Linked DNA regions of Homo sapiens: region 1 is linked to region 2. The links are chromatin loops, found by intact Hi-C in ENCODE. Cell type or tissue: sigmoid colon. All regions are shown on one strand. Links, peaks and the distances in the headings refer to the core of each region. The heading gives the core; the rest is flanking DNA. Region 1 overlaps LOC124907827 (a long non-coding RNA gene). Region 2 overlaps DYSF (dysferlin).

What was found. A loop is a pair of places that touch in the nucleus more often than their neighbours do. Peaks named below come from ENCODE experiments on the same cell type or tissue, not always from the same donor. Only the 100,000 strongest peaks of a DNase experiment are listed, where the experiment ranks them.
Region 1: it touches region 2 in a loop (1.9-fold over the local background); 2 of 110 quality-filtered maps call a loop at or near these places.

What each region holds. Positions count from the first base shown.
Region 1 is chr2:71,740,692-71,746,061 of GRCh38, forward strand. It overlaps LOC124907827 (a long non-coding RNA gene), which reads left to right. Exons shown (of 2, transcript XR_007086966.1): 2 at 2,013-3,090. Among named protein-coding and RNA genes, the nearest start is that of DYSF, 280 kb to the left of the region's middle. In sigmoid colon, for the core only: no CTCF peak of the experiment used is centred there; DNase peaks (open chromatin) are centred at 2,350 and 2,740.
Region 2 is chr2:71,662,855-71,668,224 of GRCh38, forward strand. DYSF (dysferlin) reads left to right here. Exons shown (of 56, transcript NM_001130987.2): 46 at 1,414-1,584; 47 at 2,308-2,450; 48 at 4,522-4,661. Among named protein-coding and RNA genes, the nearest start is that of DYSF, 200 kb to the left of the region's middle. In sigmoid colon, for the core only: no CTCF peak of the experiment used is centred there; DNase peaks (open chromatin) are centred at 3,087 and 3,457.

The DNA of each region.
Region 1 (5,370 bases), core at 205-5,204, 78 kb after region 2:
ATACTGCCTAAAGCAATTTATAGATTCAATGATATTCACATTAAATGACCATTGACATTCTTCACGGAATTAGAAAAAAAGTATTTAAAAATTCATATGGAAGCAAAAAAGAGCCTGAGTAGCCAAGACAATCCTAAGCAGAAAGAACAAAGATGGAGGCATCATACTACCTGACTTCAAACTATACGACAAAGGTACGGTAACCAAAACAGCATGCTATTGGTACAAAAACAGACATATAGACCAATGGAACAGAATAGAGATCTCAGAAATAAGACTTCACACCTACAACCATCTGATCTTCGACAAACCTGACAAAAACAAGTAATGGGGAGAGGATTCCCTATTTAATAAATGGTGCTGAAAACACTCGCTAGCCATATGCAGAAAATTGAACCTGTACCTCTTCCTTACACCATATACAAAAATCAACTCAATATGGATTAAAGACTGAAATGTAAAATCCATTTTCAAACATAGCGCATCATGATGCTAGTTAAGTATCTTAGGTGGGATCCCTAGAAATAGTCACTGAGACAAGGATTTAAATGCAAGCAGGAAAGTAACCCCCAAAGCACCGGGGGGAGGGAAGAAGAGAGACAAAGAAGAGAAGAAGCCGATAAAAGGAGTATTATCAAGTAGCTATCAATGTGGGCAACTGGGGCTCCATCTATGGGAAACTATGGAAGACAGAGTTTTCCAAGCCAGGAGGAAGGAAGCTGGGATATTTATCTTCCATCTTCCCATCTTTCTTTTTCTGAGGGCTACCTCTGGGAGCATTAATTCTCCAGTGTTCTGGCTTGTCCCATGCACAAGCAGAGTCACAGGTTTGTATAGCAGGCAGTCTTTGGTCTGTGGAGGAAGTATTGAGGGGCTTTGGACAGGGGACCAAGAGAGCTTGCTGCAATATGATTTTACAAATAAGGTACATCCTCCACCCTTGCCCTAAACCTCACCAAGAGTCTGATGTGCAATCCAGAGTTAGGAATCACTGTGCTGGTGTGCTATGACAAGGTTTTTGGATAATGCTGGAGATGGTCATTATGAGATGAATAAAAAAAATTAATGAAGTGCCCTGTGGGAGACAGTTTTCCATGGGTCTGTCATGTTTCTGCACATCTTGCCAGGAAAAGCACAGGCTCCTTTTATTCCTGACTACCTTTTCAAGGTTGTTTGCTTAGTTAATAGTTTGAGAAGATAAAGGTATCTCCCTCTGGAGCAAAGGACACCTTTGTTTACTATCCAATATAATAAAGACAAGGCCTTCCTCTGGATCAAAATTTAGGCATTATTATGCCTATTATAAAAGATTCAGGATGCCTAAGCTAGAGATCCCTTCTCTCCTGTAATGCAACCCACTGTGTGTGCAGGCATCACCTGGCCTTCTTTACATTACCCTGTAGGAATTAGGATTCACGGGACTGGTGCCAATGTTGATTCTCTGGTTACTGCTTATTTTTGTGAGTAATGAACTATCCTTTGTCTCTGACCCAGGAGTCTTGTGTCTTCTGCCAGCATCCATGAAACAGTGGCAGCTAGCTTGCTGGCTTGCAAGAAGGACAGAATCTGAGCTCCTTCACAGTTCTTGACACCTCTTCCCTAATCCCCCACCCCAAAGTCCGTGGTCATCATGTAGTTGATGAAAAGAGACATGAGATTTCCTGCTCGGGAGCTCATAATCTACTTGAGGAAATAAGACAAATGAGTAGGAAATAAGAAATTATCTACAACACTGCCTGATGAATAACAGCATAGTCCTTGAGTAGAGGCTCTGAGAGTGGATGGGAGGGAGGGAAGGGTATTTTAGGTGTGAAGAAGATCTGGAGCAAAGCAGGGAGTAAACACAGGGTGTCCAGGACAGTCCTGGGCTAGGTGAGGGTTGGCCCTAACACAGAGAGTCAGGAGTGCCCAGTTGGGGAATGCAGACTGGGCTCTGTGGGTCATGGGGAGTTCTAGAAGCCCCTATATCGTGTTGCCTTTTTTTCTCATGTTCCACCCTTTTTCTTCTCTAGGACTCACTGACCTGACCCCTCCATCTCCCCAACTCACTGTGCCCCAAGGTATCTTGGAAAAATCCCCAAAGAAGATATGGCAGTTTTGTTTGTGTGGCCTGTGAGCTGGGATGGGAGCTGAGTCCAGAGTCCATAAGAGCCCCCACCCACTCTCCTGGGCAGCAACGAAAGACCACCAGGAATGTCCAACAGGGAATAGATTTATGGCCAAGCTAGGAGGAGCATCCCTGTGAAGACACCTACGGAGTCGTTTCGACAGGAGAATTTACAAGCGCCCTCCTTCGCTTGCTACTGAGTGGAAAAATACACTGAGCCCAGAGCAGTGAACTCCTTGCCAAGGCCTGTGACTCATCTCCAAGTCATAAATAACGGGTCCCTCATGACAAAGCAGAGAAGGGAGCCGGGCCCAGGGCCACGTATTTATTAGAAAAGAGAGTGGAACCATTAGTCGGGGGCTTGGTTTCCAGGAAACTCAAACCACACCACAGTAGAGAAGGTCAGGAGGCCCTTCCACAGGAATTCAGACCTGACATTTTTTTCATATTCTCAAACTTTCATGTGGGGAGGAGACCCCTGCTACATCCACCAGAGGCATCCCCTGGCCACCCAGTTCCATGGGCCAGGAGGAGTCTTGCTGTTTCCCAGGCCCTGGGGGCCACTCCACCATCCCCTGCCCCTGATACTTTTGATGGCGACCAGGGGAGGCAGAACCGCCTGTCTCGGTGGCCCCACTGACATCAGGAAACGTTTAGTGCCTGAGAAGTGTGACCTCTGACGAGTTACGACTCCTCCTGAGGCCTCCATTTCACAAACCTTCCAGGACCGCTGTCAGAATGAGGTGGGGGAGTAGACTCAGGACCGTGCAAGCCCATGGGATGAGCTCACAGCCATGAGCGGCATGGTCTAAGGGAAGAAGGAAAGAGAAGAGAAGAGAAAAGTTGGCTCTGCTGGTCTCTCCCTCTGGGTTGTTCCCCTTGTCTCTGTGCTCTTCTCTGTCTCTGATTATAAAGGACTCAGAATCTAAAGGATAATAGATGCAGATGGATGGAACAATAAATCGTGTGGACTGTTGATAAAACCTTTGTGCTTGAAGAAAATACAACTGTGTGTGGTTCTGAGAAGGCTGAACTCATCATCTCCCCCTAAACCCACTCGTGTGTGGTCAACACCACCTCCCTAGTTGTTCAGGCCAGAAAAATGTGTGTCTAGGTTGATACCCCACATCACCCCTACTTCCTGCAGCAATGACCTTTGCTCTCCCCAACTTCTCTTCCTTGGTCCCCACCCCTCCCACCCCTGCCACCCCTCCCACCCCTGCCACCCCTGCCCTGGCTCAGGACACTGACATCCTTCACCCGATAGCATAGGTCTGAGCACATTGCACTCCCAACCCTTTGGTGGCCTCCCCTGATCTTCTGGCTCAAGTCCACTCTCTTCAGACCCCAAATGCAGGCCTGGTGGTGCTATTCCTTCTCTCTTGTTCACGGCTCAAGGCCAGGGGCTGGCGCCTCCTTCTGCATGCTCCTTCCTCAGAGTCCCTGCCCATGCAGACACTTCCCTTAGCCTCCCGAAGCCTTGGTGGCCCCTAACTGCTCGTACTCATCTGTGTCCCCACCCTGGCCATGCACTCCTTCAGGCAGGGGCCATCTTACTCATCTAATCCTTCCTGGCTGCACAGAACCTGGCCTGCAAATGACAGCTGGGGAGAGCTCAAGGAGTGAATGATATGAATGGCTGAAGAGATGAATGAAGTGATGAATCAATCCTGCCTGCATGACAGCTCTTGGCACAGACAGGAATGTGTGCTGCATCTGCTTCCCTGCTCTGAACTGTGCCCTATTTTCATTGCCTTCTTCTGGCCCTAACTAATGACTGGCCTTACACACAGAGGACTAATGGAAGCTCTGTGCGTGGGTCAGCTGTTTGATCTTTGCTACCTCAGCTGTTAGGGAAACTTCACTCTTCTACCCTGATCTATGCTGGGCATTTCAGACACTGCAGGAAGGTCAGGAACATTTATTGTGTTTCCAGGGTCCTGGTTCTGAGATATCGAGGCTGGAAATGCATCCCCCCAGGTGTGTTTCCATGTGCACTGCAATCACAGAGCATGAGCATTGAAGCAGAATGAAATCGCGACACTCAGACCTGAGAAGCGTCACAGGAGTGCTTTGGACCAACATCTTCACTGTACTGATGAGGTCCTTGGAGGCAAGGGCTCGACCTGCAGTCCCCCGTGTTGGTGAGAGGCAGCCCTAGAATCCCAGGTTCCTGACTCCCAGTCCATGCTCACTAGTGAGCCTTTCATGCTCGGCAGTTCCCTCAGCTGTCTCCTCTTGCCACTGCCCCTCCTCCTGATGTTCAGGAGCCCTGGGCTGCTCAAGCTCCCTCTCATTCAGCCAGTGTTGCCTACAAACTCTCTCTCCAGGTATTGCCAGCCTCACTGTTTTCCAGTTCTGTTTATTGTTTATTTTTGCAGATAGTTATCTGCCTCCCATCTAGTATGTGGGGCATAGAATCTATTGCAGGGACAAAGAGACCTCAGCCTTGGTGATAACAGGTTTGGGTCTCAGAATCCCAGGGCTTAGAATCACCTTCTTGGGACTTATTCAAGTCAGCAGGTCATCCAGGTGCATCGCTGATCCTGTTTCAACTTCTCGCAGGCTCAGAAAGGGCTGAGAAGGACCCAGAGTGGAATTACTACAGGCTCATCCATCTCAGTGGGGCTAAGGGTGCTCACTGATCAGGGAGGGAGAGCACACCCGGCTAAAGGCCATAAACAGAAGAGAGACAAGTTTGGATAAATATGAGGCAAACTCTGTGCTTGACTCTTGAGTCTTCACCACTTAAGTTTTCAGCATCAAGAGGATCCACTTTGGGAGGACTTCCTGGAGGAGATAAACTCTGGGAAAGTTCACTGGGAACCTGGGAGAAGGTGGACTGGGAGAAGAGGAGGGACAGAAGCTGGAAGAATGTCCCCCTAGTCCTGGGACCTCGATTAATGCTGGGGCTGAAGTGTCACCATATTTAGCTCAGGGAGTGGAAGGCCTCATCCTCTGTAGGGTGGGAGAGACCGGGAGGCTTAGATTCAACCTAGAGGGGTTATTCAGGCTGATGTCTTGGGCTGTAGCCCTTGGCATGGAATCTTCAGCCTTAGGTTCCAGAGGGACATTACCTCCCCACCATGACCCTCCTGAGCCAGGTCTCAGCCTAAGCTGCTGCCACTGCCCATTGCTTGAATGGGCTTGAATGTTTATTCCCCTCAAAACTCATGTTGGAATTCAGTTGCCATTGTAACAGTATTAAGAGGTGGGGCCTAATGGGAGTTGTTTAGGTCATGAGGGCATCACTCTTACCAATG
Region 2 (5,370 bases), core at 184-5,183:
TGTGTCTGTGTCCATGTATGTGTGTGTGTGTACGTGAGTACATTTGTGTGCCTGTGTGTGTATATGTGTGCACGTATGTGCATGTGTGTGTGTGTGCATATTTGTGTGTGTATGTCTGTGTCCATGTGTCTGCATATGTGTGTGGTGTGTGTATATTTGTGTATGTTTACGTGTGTGTGTGTGTGTGCGCGCACGCGCGTGGTGTAGGGAAGGAAGGGCCCTGCCTTCCTCCCTTCCTGGTCCAGTGTTTCTCCCTTCCTGCTCTGGCTGACCTCTGAGGTTCTGACTCCTGCAGTGTCTGGGCTGGGGAGAGGGCCCGTCTCATGTGCCCACCACCGCTGTCATCCGGGTACTCTCTGGACCACGGATGTTGAAAGCCGACTTATTTTCCTGTGGGTGCTTTCCAGAGGTTCCTCAGAGAGCCCCCCGTGAGCCCTCCCACTGCACTTTCTGGGATATGGCAGATGCTGCGTCCCTTTAGCTGCTGTCCCCAGCCCCTGGTTCTCAGATGGTCAACTCCACAATCTCTCGCTGCTACAACCCTCTGGGGGTCTCACAGGGCAGGATTCAGAGCAGTTCCAGTCTGGCCTCAGAGTGGTTTCTTCTCCTCCCAGGAAGTCCTTGTGTTCCTTGCCCAGGCATGGGCCAGAGTGCAGCTCCTCCCAAATGTGGCCCCTGCCCTCCTTCTCCATGCCACAAGTTGCTTAAGTTTCCCTGAGCATGCACCAGGTGCCAGGCTTGTGTCTCTCACCTGCAGGGAGCTCATTTTAGGGGGAGAAGGGAGAATACCTCTCCCTTTGATGCACATGGTAGATGGAGTTCTCAGATACAGCAAGAGCTCTCGCCAGAGAAATCTTTTCACAAATTCTCCCTCCATCCCATCCCAGAAGTGGATGTGAAGAGTCCAGAAAGCAGGTCCCAGGCCTGGAGTTTCCAGTCATCGGTAAATTCCAAAGCTCTGGCCCCTTGCTCTGGAGTACCAGTCGTCGGTAAATTGGAGTCCCCCAATTTACCGGGAGTCCTCCCTGGACTGGAGGTACCAGTCGTCGGTAAATTCCAAAGCTCTGGCCCCTGGCTCTGGAGTTTCACATCTCTTGCATCTGTTGTCTCCTGGTGTCGTGGTCAAAGCTTCAGTTTTAATGTGCATTTCCAATTCATTCTTTCGGTCTGTGGTCCATCAGGCAGGCACTTGCCTTATGCCCAGCACAGTTTATTTGGGAAAGTCCTGTCCCCCTTCCCCCTACACACACACTCAGGCCCAGTACAGCAGTGCTGTGGGTGGTTGGGCCTGTAAGATCTGTAGGGGGCCCAAGGAAAGAAGACTCCCTGGGGTAGTTTCGAGCTCTTGTCCTGCCCTGCCTGTCCCTTGGGTGCCCCGTGTTGGCTGACATCGGGAATCTGCCCCTCCTGCAGGATGTTCGAGCTGACCTGCACTCTGCCTCTGGAGAAGGACCTAAAGATCACTCTCTATGACTATGACCTCCTCTCCAAGGACGAAAAGATCGGTGAGACGGTCGTCGACCTGGAGAACAGGCTGCTGTCCAAGTTTGGGGCTCGCTGTGGACTCCCACAGACCTACTGTGTGTACGTGGATGGGGGCTGGCTGCCTGCTTCTCTGACAACACACCACCCCTGTCTTCTCTGACAACACACCACCACTGAGCACTTACTGTGTGCCAGCCCTGGGCTTAGCACTTCCTAGGCATTCTCTCATTGAGTCCAATGGGAGTCCTATCCCCACTCCACAGATGAAGAAACTGAAGCCCAGAGATGTTATTGCTTGTAAGTGGTGGAATTAGGATTTGAACCAAGAACCTGGCTCATCACATTGTTATAATCCAGTTATCTGTAATGCACATAGAAGGCCTAGAGAGGGCTAGGTACCTGGAAAGGGAGAGAGGGAAGGAAGGCAGGAAAGAAGCAGGGGAAACAGATGAGAGGACATGTGTGCTGCAACTGGGCCCGAAGGGGAATTTTGTGATGGTTTATGTCAGGGGAATGCATGTGAGGACTGCACCCCTCTTCCCACCATCTCAAGTCTTCTCTGGGTCTGATTATCTAACTCTGGAAATTGAAAACATTTAAGTTGCAATTCCGTACTTAAATGAGTCCTTTTCTCTCTGAGCCTCCATTTCTCCATCTGTAAAATGGGGATGCCCAGTCATGGTGAGCAATCAGATGGGACACCCACTGTAAAAGCAAGGAGTGGGCAATGCTGTACATGGGGGTACACCAGTCCCTGCATGCCCCTCTACCCTCATGAGTGTCCTTGAAGCATCTCATCTATGTCTTGTGCTTGCTCCTCAGCTCTGGACCGAACCAGTGGCGGGACCAGCTCCGCCCCTCCCAGCTCCTCCACCTCTTCTGCCAGCAGCATAGAGTCAAGGCACCTGTGTACCGGACAGACCGTGTAATGTTTCAGGATAAAGAATATTCCATTGAAGAGATAGGTGAGCTGCCACATGACCCCAAACCATGGTGGGCTCTCGCTGTATCCCTCCCTCTCTCATCAGACCCTCTGCTACCATAAAAGACCCAAGCGGACATAACCCACAGCAGCAGGCTGTGGGTCTCTCCAGGGCAGCACAGATGGGCTCCACTTGCACTTGGTACTTTGAGGATCAGTACTGACCTGTGATGCCACTGTGAAAATTAGAGGTCAGGGCACAGCCAGGGTCAGAGTGCAGTCCAAGGCCAGGTTGGGGCCCATCCGAGGGCAAGATCAGAGGTGAGTCTGAAGCCAGTGTCAGGGTCAGAGTTAGGCTCAGTCTCTTTCTGGCATTGGCTGGTCTGACTCTGGTTGGAGTTTGGGGTACAGTCCACTTCTCAGAAACAGTTTTCTACTTGAATTGCACCAGCCTGGCAGCTTGACCCTGATGGTATCTTCCAAGCTCCCCACTGACAGCCCATGCATCTAAAGGATCCCAAGGCAGGCAGGCCTTGTAGTGCCCCCAGTCCTGCCCAGGGTCCTGCCCAGCTCTCCTGGCTGAGAATCCCGCCACATGCTCTCCGTGTGTCTGAGATGCCCGCAGGCCTGCATCACCCACTCAGAGCAGCTCAGACTCCCCAGAGGTGTTTACAGGCCCAGCTGGCCCCTTGCCTCCTGGTTGCTTCAGAGATGTTTGATGTCAGAGCTGGTGCCAAGGTTATAAAAGGGAAATGATGGCTTTGATGCCCCCATCCCCCACCCCCTCCTCCTTCTCATTCTGTTTTCCTGACTCTCCCAGGTCATGGCTGAGCCAGGCTCGGCCATAAGGCGCCCCCAGCCCTGCCCCCCTTCATTCCCTTTTCCCATAGAATGAGCATCTGTTTTCGGGGGAGTCTCATTTCCTTCTACTAGTCTGTGAGCAACTTTAGCACAGGGCCATGGCTCATGGTCATAAAGTCATAGGAAACAAAAGCCAGAAAGCTAGAGATGGTGAGGTCCAACATCTGCCTGCTTTTACAGATGAGGCTGGTAAGACCAAGAGTGGTGAACGACCTGCCCAACGTCACCCAACCAGCTAGGGGCAGAGCCAGGTTCCTGGCCCTGTGTGCCTTCTGAGGTGCATGCCTCTTCCTTTGAGGCCCCTACTGAAATGGGCAGGGCAGGTCTGATGGGTGAACACATGTGTGTGTACATATAGGTGTGCATGAGCACACCTGGGTACATGTACAGATGTGTGTGTCCACCATCAGCTCCCAAAGCCAAGGCCTTTGACATAGTGGGCTCCAAGTTCATGTTGTTGGATGGTTGGCCAGGCTTCTCTGGGTCAGGAATACCCCATGTCTTCTCCCCACCTGTAGCACCAGTTTTTGACCCATTCCCTAGCAGGGAGGAGCTGTACCTGGGACGCACCTGGGGACAGGCACCTAGGTTCATGCCTAGTCACGCACCTTTCCTAAGTGAGCATGTGATCTCAGCTGCTCTGCTGCTAGTTGTGTGGCTTCTCTGTGCCTCAGATTTCTCTTCTATAAAATGGGGATAATAACAGCACTCAGCTTCTAGGATCCTCATGAAGACTAAATATGTTAATAGCTTGAAGAACAGTGTGTGGCACGTGGTTCCTGCTCTGGAAGTGTTTGCTGTTATTGCTATTATTTTAGCTACTGCTAATAGTAGAACAACTTAAGTGAACGAGAGCATAATACTAACAGCACTAAGATGCCAAATCTAGGAGTAAAGGTTGCTGAGGCTTAGAGTTGGGAGCAGTCAGGGAGAGCTTCCTGGAAGAAGTAGGCTTTGGAGACAGGAGGATTTGTATGGTGGAAAATAGGAATAAAAACTATAGAACAGGCTTGGTAGAAATGATGGCAATGGGGAATCTGGATTTTAAGCCTGGAGCTAGTGGACAGCAAGATTTCCCCTATCAAAAGTGAGACATGAGGACCAGAAAAAGTGCATCTGTGCTGGGGGTGAGGCTGCGGGGGTTAGAGCTTCTTATGACTCTTAGGCAGCCCTGCTCAGCCTGTTCACTGGGCAGCCCCATTATCTCTCGCTTCCCCAGCTCCTGCAACTTTTTTGTCTTCTCTCTGGGGCAGAGGCTGGCAGGATCCCAAACCCACACCTGGGCCCAGTGGAGGAGCGTCTGGCTCTGCATGTGCTTCAGCAGCAGGGCCTGGTCCCGGAGCACGTGGAGTCACGGCCCCTCTACAGCCCCCTGCAGCCAGACATCGAGCAGGTAGGACCTTGACCCTTGGGTCCCAGAGTCCTCGAACTCCAGAAAGCCCCAACCCCAGGGACAACATGGATATCCCAGAGGAGCCAGTGGGTCCCTTGAGATTTGGTCAATCCTTCCTTGACCCATTTCTTCACAGTCTGAGTGCGGCCATGGTTGGCCTGGGAGGGGATCTTTAGGTCCTGGCTTCCTCTGGCTGCCTCCATCCCTCAGGGCCTGCGAAACGAGGCTGAGCTTCTCCCCTCACCCCTGTAGGCCTGGCCTCCGACCTCTCCTTGTCATCCTGAAGCCTCTCTGTTTCAGCCTGACTTCAGGTTGGATTCCCCCATCCAACCACTATCTGTCAGTGACTCAGTCTCAGATGCCCGGCCCTGTGCTGGGTGGCTGTGGGGTATGCAGCCAGGGTGGCCCTGGCATCCTATGACCAAATGACAAAGCCACCCACAGAGAGCAGTCCTCAGTGGGAGGGGAATCCTCCCACGCTGAAGGGCGGGGACCACAGAGACAGCAGCCTTGGGATGGTGACAGGGAGGGCTTCCTGGAAGAGGTGAGCTCAGAGCTGGGTTTTGGAAGAGGAGAAGGGGAGACAAGGTTATAGGCAAAGAGAAAGGCCAAAGTGAGCCATGAGGATGCCTTTGTGAATGCCAGAGGACATTACCTCTGTTGTTTGGAACTGAGCTCTCTCTCCACCTAGGTGGTTTGGCTACCGGCC